Regions from separate parts of the Homo sapiens genome. Here all the other regions are linked to region 1. Evidence: chromatin contacts called from ENCODE Hi-C or POLR2A ChIA-PET data. All regions are on one chromosome and are shown on one strand. Each heading gives the region's core, a stretch centred on a gene start or an enhancer-like site at or near the end of the contact. The rest is flanking DNA. Distances are from core to core; before and after follow the strand shown. Region 1 has its middle 18 kb from the start of LINC02917. Region 2 overlaps MBNL1 (muscleblind like splicing regulator 1). Region 3 overlaps MBNL1 (muscleblind like splicing regulator 1).

The links. A loop is a pair of places that touch in the nucleus more often than their neighbours do. ChIA-PET counts read pairs that join two places held with the same protein, here RNA polymerase II (POLR2A). Pooled maps may share reads with other maps.
Region 2: a loop to region 1 is called in a pooled map, with 1.9 times the contacts of the local background. The contact joins two enhancer-like sites. A Hi-C loop is called at or near these places in 1 of 50 pooled maps. POLR2A ChIA-PET finds 5 or more read pairs at or near these places in 4 of 52 experiments (BJ, GM12878, OCI-LY7 and 1 more).
Region 3: a pooled map shows a loop between it and region 1 (2.4-fold over the local background). The contact joins two enhancer-like sites. A Hi-C loop is called at or near these places in 1 of 50 pooled maps. POLR2A ChIA-PET finds 5 or more read pairs at or near these places in 3 of 52 experiments (T-cell, activated CD8-positive, alpha-beta T cell and activated T-cell).

What each region holds. Positions count from the first base shown.
Region 1 is chr3:152,221,273-152,225,714 of GRCh38, reverse strand. No RefSeq gene overlaps it. Among named protein-coding and RNA genes, the nearest start is that of LINC02917, 18 kb to the right of the region's middle. Within about 2 kb of position 1,799, at least 2 of the 41 ENCODE cell types and tissues checked have a DNase peak (open chromatin) inside an H3K27ac peak, as active enhancers do.
Region 2 is chr3:152,400,666-152,405,107 of GRCh38, reverse strand. All of the region lies in intron 2 of MBNL1 (muscleblind like splicing regulator 1), which reads right to left. Among named protein-coding and RNA genes, the nearest start is that of MBNL1-AS1, 130 kb to the right of the region's middle. Within about 2 kb of position 1,912, at least 20 of the 41 ENCODE cell types and tissues checked have a DNase peak (open chromatin) inside an H3K27ac peak, as active enhancers do.
Region 3 is chr3:152,374,285-152,378,726 of GRCh38, reverse strand. The region is part of intron 2 of MBNL1 (muscleblind like splicing regulator 1); the gene reads right to left. Among named protein-coding and RNA genes, the nearest start is that of MBNL1-AS1, 110 kb to the right of the region's middle. Within about 2 kb of position 1,951, at least 14 of the 41 ENCODE cell types and tissues checked have a DNase peak (open chromatin) inside an H3K27ac peak, as active enhancers do.

The sequences.
Region 1 (4,442 bases), core at 550-3,049:
GTTTTTACTATGAAAGCATTACCCCCTTGTTCATATTAACTGAATATGTTTAACACTGCTTAACTGAACAATAAGGAATAAATATTAATTCTACCGTGTCCACTCATATGCCAAATTCACATCTTTGTCTGATTTACTTGCATCTGTTTTATTTTAGCTTGGTCAAGAAAACAATACAATCTTTAACTGTACTACAAAAGACTAGAAATGTGACTAAATCAATGCATTATCATCTATTGTAAAAGTGTTTTCAAAAGGGGTATTGTTACAAGGAAGTCCTACAACTAACTATAAAGGGGGCGGGAAAGTGTTGGTGCCTCTCTGCACAGTGTTTCACAGCTCTCCAATTCACAGATCTCACGTTGAAGCAAAATTCTTTCTAAGACCCAAACTCTTTCCAGGCAATTTTCCAAATGGTCTAAGACAAACTTACCACTGTTTATGCTGCTAAATGTTTAAAGTTAAAAGTCATGGGTATTTCACTCTGAAATATGTCACAAAAAGGTCTTTGCTGTTTACCTGACTCAATTAGTAACTTTACTTAGGATGATTTTTAGGAATAGATGAGCATTTTTTAAAATGTGGTTTATGTACTTACAAATGTATACAGTAAAACATTATTATTAAACGGTGAGTGTTCTTGAATAAAGGTTTAGGTCAACACCAAAAATCACTTGGGCATTCTTCTTCCTCTAGGGCACACAGCATCTTAATTCTGCACATAAAAATCATTTTTTTTTTCCAGCCTGGGCAACATAGTAAAGCCCCATTTCTACTAAAATAAAAATAAAAAAATTTAACCTAGCTTGGTGGCGTGCGCCTGTAATTCCAGCTACTTGGGAGACTGAGGTGGGAGGATCACTTGAGGCCAGGAGTTTGAGACTGCATTGAGCTTTGATTGTGCTATTGCACTCCGGTTTGGGTGACAGAACAAGACCCTGACTCTAAAAAAATAATCATTTTTTTCCGGTTGAATTGTATTATAGAGATATGAATAATAATTTTAAAACAATGATATAATATAATCTTGGCACCATTGGCACTACATAGAATCTGTGAATTTTCTGATTCAAATGGAACAAAGCTATTAACTTATATGTTCACTAATGCTTCATGATGATTATTACATTAAGATCAATTTTGGTAATAGTTCTATATTTCTCATCTTCAAAGGTAAAAAAAGTGATAATTTCTGCCTAACTAGATCTGCAGCTACATCTTCTTCCTAATTTGGAATGGTAGTAACTGCCTAACTTTGTAGCTACATTTAAAACTGATTTTCAAGGAGTTTTCATACAAAAACTTTCTGTCACATAATCCTGGGTTTCACCGAAAACAGAGTAATAGATAACACCTAGAAGAGAAAGCAACCAACAAGAGAAAATTTTCTCTCTTATCTTATAATTAACTAATTATAATAAAAATCTATATAATATCATACTTTCATTCTCACTGAGATTTGAGTTATTCTTATGGCAGCCTGAATCTGCAGATACCACCACTAATAATTGGAACTGTGAGTGAACAGTTCTAATTCTGTCTCCACCTGATTCTCCATCTCAAATACAAAAGCCTCTTGTCTCAAAAGTGGTTTGATATTCCAGTCAAAAATCTAGATCAAAAAATATTTTAGATTCTCTTGAGAATAGGAAAAGCAATAACCTAAGCAAAAACAATCACTTATTCAGGAATGTTTTAATTTTGTATACATATAAGTACAGTGGTAAGACAGGATCTTGTGTGTTAAAAGCAACTGAAGTGAAACCATAAGCACAATAGGAAGTCATGCTTGAAAACCAGGAGACTTCTGCTTCTGGCCCTGGGGGAGTGACAGAGTGTAGAATTAACTTTCACCCATAAACAACTAGAAAACTGAGTAAATATAGAAAATATTTATTTTTAGAAACTGGATTAGTTCAGCCACAGTGGAAAGCAGTTTGGAGAGTCCTCAAAGAACTTAAAACAGAACTACCTTTCCAACCCAGCAATCCCATTACTGGTTATATACCTAAAGGAATATAAATCGTTTTACCATAAAGACATATGCACATGTATGTTCACTGCAGCACATTTTACAATAGCAAAAACATGGAATCAGTCTAGATGGCCATCAATGGTATACTGGATAAAGAAAATGCAGTACAGGCCGGGCGCGGTGGCTCATGCCTGTAATCCCAGCACTTTGGGAGGCGGAGGCGGGCGGATCACGAGGGCAGGAGATCGAGACCATCCTGGCTAGCACTGCGAAACCCCGTCTCTACTAAAAATACCAAAAAAAATTAGCCAGGCGTGGTGGCGGGCGCCTGTGGTCCCAGCTACTCAGGAGGCTGAGGCAGGAGAATGGCGTGAACCCAGGAGGCGGAGCTTGCAGTGAGCCCAGATCGTGCCACTGCACTCCAGCCTGGGCAACAGAGCGAGACTCCATCTCAAAAAAAAAAAAAAAAAAAAAAAAAAGAAAAAGAAAAGAAAAGAAAATGCAGTACAATACACCATGGAATACTATGCAGCCATAAAACAGAATCAAATTATGTCCTTTGCAGCAACATGGATGCAGCTGGATGCCATCAACCTAAGTCAATTAATGCAGGGAAAGGGAACAAAATACCGCACGTTCTCACTTGTAAGTTGGAAACTTATAAGAGGGGACCAACAGACACCGGAGCTTACTTGAGGGTAGAAGGTGGGAGAAGGGTCAGGACTAAAAAACTACTTGTTGGAGACTATGCTTAGTATCTGGGTGATTAAATCATTTGTACACCAAACCCCAGCAACACATAATTCTCCCATGTAACAAACCTGCACATGTACCCCTTGAACCTAAAATAAAAGTTGGAAGGAAAAAACGAAAGACGGACCCTGGACCATAGGCAGTGCAGATAATGGTCTCTGAAAAAAGAAACAAATGAGGAGCATTTTGTTTGAAGGTACTTTTCAAGCTGCAGCAAAGGAATGAGGAAACCAGAATAAGCCTGGGAATCTCATTGAACTGGGGGGACAAATATCCCAATTTGGGAGGCTGCAGCAGTTAGAATTTGTGGGGCAAAGTACCTGAGATAAAGGAACTAAGTGGAGAAAGACTTCCAAAATCTGGCTAGAGATCCTTATAATTCTTTGGCTGAACACCAAATATGCATGAGTACTGTGAAGTCCCATGAGTCAAAACTAGAAATATCTTCCAGGAAGAGAAAAATTATGTAAGATGAACACTTCACAGAACTCGCACAGAACTGGTAGTTTTTTGAATTCCGATTAGCCAGAGTAGAGATGCCTTATTGAATACAAAAAACATCCAGTAAATTTCACAGAAGGGCCCATATCTTAGAAATGGAGCCAAAGTAGCCCAGAGTAAGTTTTATTCTAGACCTTTCCTAAAATAACTTAGAAAGAAGCTTCAAAAGACCAAAGTTCTAAAATGTGGCCAAAGCTTAACAATCTTTAAAGGGATTCAACAAAATCTGGCTCTCAGCAAATTAAAATTCACAATGTTTGGCACTGGGAAAAGTCACTCAATAGAGACAAACAATCCTAGGAATGAATGAGATGATAAAATTGGTGACAAGAACTTTAAAATATCTATTATGAATATGCTCCATATCCTCAAGGATATAAAAGAAAACATAAAAATTATGAGACACAAATAGAAAATGTAAAAGAGAAACAAATGGAACTTCTAGAGATGAAAATTAAATATCTGAAATGAGGAATTCACTGGATAAAATTAACAGTGGTAAGTAATTTATTTCAGAAGAAAAGATCAGTAGATTTAAAGCTATAGCAACAGAAGCTATCTAAAATGAAGCACAGAGAAAATAATAACTAAAAAACAGAAACAAAGCTTCAATACTCTGTGGGATAATATAGGTAACTGGAGACCCAGAATGAAAAAGAGGGAGAACAGAGGACAGAAAGAATAGACAAAATTTCCATATTTGTTGAAAACTGTAAACCTACAGATCCATAAATCTCATAGTTCCTAAGCAGAATAAACAGAAAGAAATCATCTCAGCACGTATCATAAACTAATGGCTGAAAATTACCAAGTTTTGAGAGTTGAGGGAAGGAGACAGAGTTAGGTTTGTGGGTGAGATAAAGCCCAAGATAAGTGAAACATTCCATGCCACTCTCTGAGGATTCATAACCAGCAGGTATAAATTCTCATCACTGACTTTAACTATTGCCATGTTTTTTTGGATCTGACATTAAAAGTGAACAAAAGTACAAAATGAAATGACCGCTATGCTGTCAGACACTGTCACAGTTAAAGGATTTAGAAGTTTTTCAGTAGTAACTCTTTACTGTGCAGACAAATATGTTTGATTGTGTTTATTATAGGAATCTCTGTAGCATTCACTTATTAAATATTTATGGAGCACGTATTTTGTTCCTAGACTGGAGGTAGGTAGATATTTTGTGGTAATATGCAAAATAAATAAGGTAAACAT
Region 2 (4,442 bases), core at 663-3,162, 180 kb before region 1:
AGAAGATATTTCATAATGTAAGCAACTGAATTTGGAGAAGACTAATCCACATAGCATTTCCAAAGTGTAATGGGAAAAATTTAGATGCTTTTGTAAATTTCAATTTACTTGTCATTTTTTTTTCCTCAGAGGAACCTGTCTTACAGTATCAACAATATTTTTAAGAAATGGAACACCAAAGAAGTTAAAATATTGCTTCATATTATCTACTTCAATAAGAAACCTAGTGAAGCAAGAGGTTCTTGGATTATCTATATATTTCACTGACATGCCTCTTCAATTTGGATATAACACAAATAATGAAAAATTAATTATATATAGTTATATATTATATTTAGATATAAAATAATTTAAAAACTATTATATAATGAAAAAGTTATATATCTTTGTGTGTGTATATATACATACATATATATGTAAACATACATACAAACACATAAAATTAAAGATATAAAGTTAGACAGTAATATAGGATGGTATGTTTTAAGGGGCAAGTCTTTATTGAGAAATATAAAAGTAACTAAAGGAAATCAGAGAGGAAAAACATTTTGGTTAAGTCAGCTTGAGAATAATAACATCATTACTTAGTATTTATATGAGGCATTTGTTGTATTTGTACCTGCTAGATCCCACATATCCCTACAAATAAAGTAAAGTATCTCTAAAGTGATAACACTTATTCAGTCATGATAAATTTCAAAGTATAATATTATGTAATATGTTTCCAACAACCTATGTCAATATTTCCACTGTAACTCTTCCATTGAAGTCTACTCAGCCTTCTAGATGGGACAGCATATATTATGCATATAATTAGTGCTTAAATAATTTTCTAAACTGTAGCAGATGTGTAAAATTTTGGCTGCCATTTACATGCAGAAATTAGTATATATTACACTGCTCTGCATTGTCTTTGCCAAATACAAAGACCCTTTCTTTTTCCCAATTTTTCATTGGCACTCCTTTCTAAATCTGTGAGATTCCCTAACTGAAAAACAAATACTGTCAATTTCTGACCTCACAAATTCTGCCTCAAGTCCAGCCATTAAATGCTACTGCTTCACATAAACAATGACAGAGCACGAAGAAAAGGTGAGGCAATAAAGGTTCTCACCACTGCTGACCACAGTCTCCTTCAGACAGATCAACTTTGTACTTGAACAAAATGTGCTCAATGACACTGGCTCTGTCCCCATGGAGAAAACACTCCCCTCCCTGCCCCACCCCCCTGCCTATGACCATTTGCTAAAATTGTGCACTGCCATCAGCTCTCCCAGACTTGAGGCAGCAGCGAGGGGAAAGACAAATTGGCTCATGAGCCCAGAACATGTTTCTATTGGATGGACTGCAACAGCATAAGCAGTAAGGGTAAAGAAAATCTCTTGAGGCAAAAAAAAGCAGTATCACAACACAGGTTATCTGAGCCTGTCTCCTCCTCTGCACTCCACCCCCATACCTAGAGAATTCCACTGGTTTTCTAGGGCAGTTCCCCAAATAGCTAAAGTAACACTCAACAAACTACCTAAAAATTACCACTGAGAATAAAATAGAAAAGTCTCAGAATTTTTAGAATCATTTCATATACAGTATGTGTCTAGTATCCTTGAATAGTTTTTCAGAAAAAGATCCATATTAACAATAAACATACAAATAAAAATAGATGACAACTATAAACTATGGAACTTGTACCAAGTATCTACAGATGAGTCTATATAGCAAAAGGGTATTGAAGCCATCACGTTAAGCATAGATACTTGAAAGAGCTTAGTCATCACAAGGTGCTCTGTTCTAAATGGCAATCAGAAGCTGTAGTGCATATTCTTAAGTGCTTAGTTAAGATGAAAAGTATGGAGATGTTGGGCCTCACAGGAGCGTCAGCCATGGCAACACAGTTTTTTTTTTAACAAACCAGAATGTGAACGTGAGAGGGGAAAGCACAGAAGGTTGTCACACGATTTTTTTTTTTTTCTTGCTATCACACCAACAACATTTAGGCTGAAAGCCTGGATCTGCTAAACACTCTGCTCGGGTGCATTAAGTGAGTAAAGGAATATATCTGTGATTTCTACACTCTCTACCTGTGCTGAAAACAGGTGGCTTTTATTAGAAATAGTTGTTGTATCTTCCTTTGTATTTTGTACATGTTCCTCTCCTAATACTGGGCACTGTTTACACATCTTCCTTCCCTGGTGACAGCCTCCAGAAGGAGGCTCATGCCCACAGTCTATATCAGGCCAAGAAAACCCCATAAGTGTTTACCAAGTGAATGAGTCCTGACTATATTTCAGAATATAGGATATTCTGTCCAATAAAACAGCTCTCAAACATTCCTTTTGCATCTCTTTCAGGGTCCATAAACTGACATACTATAGCCCCATTTTTTTCTTCATTCAAATATATTTTTCTCTCCTCTAGTCTTCTACCATTTCCTCCTTTTCTCAGTTAACTGCTTACTACTGTTATCCAAGTACAAATTTGTGGCTCTGCTCCCACCTAAGTAAACAATATGGTCACCTGTTAGAGGTATCTGTATCCTAAGCTTGTAAGCTTCTCATATACACAAGCCTTAGAGACAAGCACAGAGAAACAGTCCCAGGAGTTGACATGGAAAGAGCAATACAGTCCCAGCTCAATGGTTAAAAATCACATGAAGTGAAATCAGAAAGTTGCTTGTTCAAATCCCAACTTTGATATTTATGAACAGTGAGACTTTGGGTTAATTATTAAACCTCATTGAATTGTAACCTCCTCTTCTATGAAAATGAGGATAAGAATACCAGGCTAGGGATAACGTGAATATTAAATGGGGGAATATATACAGGGGCCTCAATTATGGTCTGGTACTCAGAAAAGGAAAATGACCAGGCTGCTCTCACTCTCCTAGCACGTTCTTTACCTTGCAACCCCTGGTTCCCATCACTCAGGTCAATTTCTCCAGAGATGCTTGAAAGCATCCTTTTCTCCTGTTCCTTCAACATTTCCTTTGTCAGAGTTTGCCAGCTCACCATCAAGTTAAAACCTCCTTTAATGAACTAACCCAACAAAGCCTCTAGTAAATCTTTTTTTTTTTTTTTTTGAGACAGAGTCTTGCTCTGTCACCCAGGCTGGAGTGCAGTGGCGCGATCTCGGCTCACTGCAAGCTCTGCCTCCCAGGTTCACGCCATTCTCCTGCCTCAGCCTCCCGAGTAGGTGGGACTACAGGTGCCTGCCACAACACACGGCTGATTTTTTTTGTATTTTTAGTAGAGACGGGGTTTCACCAGGATGTGTTAGCCAGGATGGTCTCGATCTCTTGACCTCGTGATCTGCCCACCTCAGCCTCCCAAAGTGCTGGGATTACAGGCGTGAGCCACCACGTCCAGCCGCAAATCTCCTTTAATGAATTAACCCAAACGAAGCCTCTTTCACTGGACTATAGTATAGTTTAGTGCAATGAAAGAACACATATCCAGGAACCAATGAGACCTGTGTTCATTGCAGCTCTCTCACCCGCTAGCTACATGACCTTATGCAGGTACTCAAAACTCCCTGCCCAAGCCGTACCTTCACTTGGGAAATTGTGTTCAAGAAACAGTAGCTCCTAGAGTAGCTGTGACAAAGCTTTCCTCAGGCCAAAGTAAGAATCAACTCATGTTCATTTCACTTACCATTAAGAAACTGGGCATCTGTTTTTAAAAGGAGTTGATATTAAAAGTAAATCATTTTAATAGGTTAAATTTGATTATGAGAAGTGACCCTTTTCAAATGTCACTTACTAAAGAAGTTTTCTTTCACTTTCCCTCCCTTCTTTTCTTGCCAAGTAGAATAAACTCACAGTAGTGAATTCAGCACCTCCCAAGCTATATTATAGATAATTTCTACAAGTCTGTCTACTGTTCTTGATTAGGAATTATATATTTTGGCAACCTAAGCATTTCAAATAAATGTTTGTAGAATGAATAAGAGACAGAAGGGCATTTCTGGGTGTCCAGCTATCACATCACTTGACAATACTGTAAAGCTTAGTCACTGGTCCTTGACCATGACTGTATATTATAAATAAAAAATTCCTACATCCAGCCTCCACTCCCAGAAATTCTTATTTAGATAGTTTTGGCTGGGTCCCAGGCATAAGTGTATTTTAAAGGCTCCCCAGATGATTCTAATGATGGCTACTCTGAAGACCACAGGTTGGTTTACATATACTAATACACATTCTCATTTACCAATCAACCACAACCTTTTCCAGAGTTTTTTTAAACTCTGTTTTTGCCAGTGACTTCAAGATAACTGCTAATGTTATCTGACTGTTAGTTAACTGATACTTCTATTTTTAAATTATCCATTTTCCAAATAGTTCATTTCATATACACTGGGGAAAAGGGCACTCAAGTGCAATGGATGGCATAAAAAGCTACTGTCCTTTGTTCCCTTGGGCATATAATCCTGGACAGGGTCTCAAG
Region 3 (4,442 bases), core at 702-3,201, 150 kb before region 1:
AAATAAATAAATAACATAAGGATAAAAAGTAAAACTCCTGTTTCAATAATGATGCAAAATAGTATCTTGGGTATGATTTCTTGATATTATTGGAATTGTAAAAAGCCTTGGAAGATTTCAAAGAGAAAATCTTTCAAAGGAAAAAGTAATGATATAAGTACATTTAAAAAGATTTTTGCAAAAAGCTGTCTAGCTATTACATAAATACCAGGTAGAAATATACTATTACCTACCTAAATAAATATAGAGAGGTAGCATTAAAAACATGTTGTTGCATTATATTGTACCCGTTTCTTGGTAGGAGCTATCATGCAAAATAGAAATATTTTTAAAAAGTACATTACTATATCTCTCTTGAGTAGCTAGAACATACATTAATTTTTAAAAAAAATAGACATAGAGTCTTGCTTTATCACTCAGGCTGGAGTGCAGTGGTGAAATTGTGCCTCATTTCAGCCTCTAATTCCTAGGCTCAAGTGATCCTCCCACCTCAGCCTCCCAAGTAGCTAGAAAACACACCTAGTGAATTGTTTTTTTGTTTTGTTTTGTTTTTGTAGAGATGAGGTCTTGCTATGTTGCCCAGGCTGGTCTCGATCTCCTGGCCTCAAGCAATCTTCCTGCCTTGGCTTCTCAAAGCACAGGGATTACAGGAATGAGCCATCCCACATGGCCTGAAACATTCTTAATATAGTTAGTCCTCACTTAACATCACCAATAGGTTCTTAGAAACTGTTACTTTACATAAAACAATATACAGCAGGTCCTCAAATAATATCGTTTCCTTCAAGGTCATTTAGTTATAACACTAATGAGAAAAACAATTGGTTTTGTTATACTCCATTTCATGTCAAGTCATAGTTTCCAAGAATCCACGGAAGACAGTAAGCGAAGATTTCCTATACCTTATCCTTGTGTCCATCATTTGATAGCTCAACCTATTATGAAACAATAGATTAACATGATAGATCTGATCATAGATCAAATTTAGGTCACTGTAGAAGTCAGTTAATTTACTCAATGTTAAATAATTTTAAACAATACCAAAGATTCTGAAACATGAATGTGGCCTCCAAATATGTTAATGTGTGTCACAATATAGGTTTCAATTCCATCAACAATTTGCCTTTGAACACATAATGACAACAAACATTTCTTGCTATATAATGTGTACTATACACAGTTCTAAGAGCTTCACATGTATTAGACCCTAAAATTCTATTCAATAGGCCTTTTATTGTCCCCAAATAAGAGATAATACAATATAAATTAACAGGTTAATTTACTAACGGTCTATGGCTGACGAGTGGAGGTGTTGGGGCTTGAATTTAATTTCGGTTCTATAACCACCTGATGGGTCCTAGCTATTACACGACTTCTATATGATCTACAGGTTCAGGTCTCTGCAGACAGTATAGAGGACAGCAGTAGGTAGTTTCAAATCAACCCAGATTCAAAGGCCCACATAAAAACAAGGACCAGGCCAATTCAATGAAAAAAGCATCTTATCTAAGCATAATTCTATTAAATGTAGTAAAATATCATCTTATCAAAAATGAGAAAACCTTTGAAAAAAGGAACAACCACAACCATCATTAATGGCTTCTCACTCACAATGAAAATCTTTCAACTACTTGGAATAGCCTCACTGTTTTTGCTGTATTATCCTCACTGCCACAGTTTTGGGGCTTTGTTTTAAAACAACAAGTTCGCATGTAAATCACTAGCCACAAACTCAACTTCATGTAACATTTTAAGTCTAGGGGAAGTACGGGGAAAAGGGAACAAAAGGGAAAAGAGGAAGTGAGGAAATGAAACTAGCAAAAAATAGGGAACAAAAAGCATGCAGACTTCAGGTGAAGCAGCGAGACCCATTTTCCCCAAGAAGAGATATATATGTATGTGTGTGTGTATGTGTGTGTGTGCGCATGCACGTGTGTGTGTGCGTATATATATAGAGAGAGTGCGTGGCACCCCTCAGCTCATCTGCTAGGAGATGGACGTGCAGCTAATGACATGAGGCTTCTGCATTCTTTACAGCAGCTCTTATTCCTAAAAACATACTATTAGCCAAAAAAAAATGTTCTTTAGATTCCTTGGGCTTTTGCTCTCCTCTTAGCTATATTTAATATATGATCATCTACATAACAATCTGACAAATGGAAAATTTCCAACAACCATTAGTCAGCAAGTCTTGTCCACCATAAACATCACATTTTACTTCTAAAACAGCTTCTTATTTTACGGATGAACCACACATAACTACACTCTCAAGAGCTTCTTTTTTAAGAGAGTCTAACTATGAAGAGAAAACTATATCACTGTATTAGACAAAAGATTAAAACAATGGAGATAAACAATTAAAGCATAATTCAATGTATGTTTCCTCGAGATAATATGTGAGACTTTTCTGAGACATCTGAGTCAAATACTTGTATAATCCGAAAAAGTTAACAAAATATAGTCTTTTCTCAAGAAAAAAATCTTACATTTTAAATATTTCTATCATAAATAGAAACTATTTCTGAACTTGAAAACTTTTGTAAAGTATGTCATACTACACTTAAAACTAAAAACTTATTAATATATTCATGCATCTTATAGTTGGAATATAAGATACCATGGGTATGATACCGGCCTGACAGTATGAGTTCTGAGCAGAAATATATAAAGAAAAATGGAGAAATTTATCCAGGAAACAAAGAATTGGTATCTAAACTTAGATTTTTCTGAAGGCTAAAGGGAAATAAATGTGGCTAACATTGCATCTCAAAATCTGGTTAATACTGTTGTTTAATTTAAGGATATATCTTATTCTTATTAAACAACAGTATTAAACCAGTTGGAAAATATTCCTTTCAAGATGGAAAAAGATATAGAAATTTAAGTACTCAGTCTTTTTTTTTTTTTGAGACAAGGTCTTGGCTCCATCACCCCGGCTGGAGTGTAGCAGAGCAATCACGACTCACTGCAGCCTCAACCTCCAGGGCTTAAGCAATCCCCCCACCTCAGACTCCCAAGTAGCTAGGACTACAGGCACACATCGAAGACCTGGCTAACTTTTTTGTTTTGTTTGTAGATATTGAGAAGAATAGCCTGGGGCTTACTGGTTTCATTGCTGAATTTTTACCAAACATGTGAAGAAGACCTAATACCAATCACTATGTTGCTCAGGCTGGTCTTGAACTCTGGCCTCAAGTGATCCTCCCCACTTGGCCTCCCAAAGTGCTGGGATTACAGGCATGAGCCACCACACCCAGATCTAAATCTTTATTATTATAATCATTATTTATTTTTACAAGTACCTTATACAAGATGCTATAAATATTTGTATGCATAATTCAACAGTAATCAGTGGTGTTTATCTAAACTAACTGATAATCTACAGATTGCAGTGCATTTATGATTTCAATGGAATTAATCTAATTCTCCACACTTAATTGTGAGAATAGCTATAAACAGATTGTCAAGAGGAGCCTTTTAGTGCCAATGCTTTACTTGAGGAAAAAAATTTCTTTTGGGCAAACCCATCTTTATTCATTGCAGAATACAACGATTCTCAAAAGTAGCTTAACAACCCCAACTCCGCTGGGTAAGTGTGGTGGCACACGCCTGTAATCCCAGCTACTTGGGAGGCTGAAGAAGGAAGGCTGCTTGGGGCCAGGAGTTTGAAACCAGCCTAGACAACATAACAAGAGTCTGTCGCGAAAAAAAAGCAAACAGGCAAACAAAAAATAACCTCAACTTCTTATAATATGCATGTCTTAGAAGATATCTTCTTTGCCACATAAATAAAATATGAAAATAACAGACAAGTTCCAAGAAATAATATAATGAAATCAACTCTTCTTTGCTCATGGGAAAAATAATTACTTCCATTTCCTGAGTCCTCTTTTGACCTATGAGAACACAAAGGATTTGCCGCCAGTGGGCAGAAGACAGTGGGTGTGGCAATTTATACATGCCATGTTAGAAACAGCTCAAGCATCCCTGAAGCCTTCCTCTACTTTTCCATTTATTTTTACATGTTTCAGATCCACAGTGAACACTTTGTTTGGCAAATGTGATCTAGATTATTTAATAAGTGTGACTTCAATTTCACTTTCCTGGTATTCGTATGCTGCCCATTTTTCAGTCAGCTTACTTTGAGTCCAAGTTGACCCCCTAGTTTGAATGGTCACGGCATATAAGGGGAATACCAGGCATATCTGTCAACTCTATGGGTTTAAGACACTGCAGTGTGATTACTTAGTGATTTATAATAGAGCTGGGAAATGACTACTTGCTGTGCTCCTGGGAGACACTGGTGGCTGACCCTGATTACAGAAAGTAGTAATACATACTTTCCAGCTGAAGATGCCCTCAGAGCAGTTTTCATCAGGTCATTACAAGAATCCTCTAATCAAAAATGAAAATGACCCTTCTCCATCCAACTCTGACCTCCC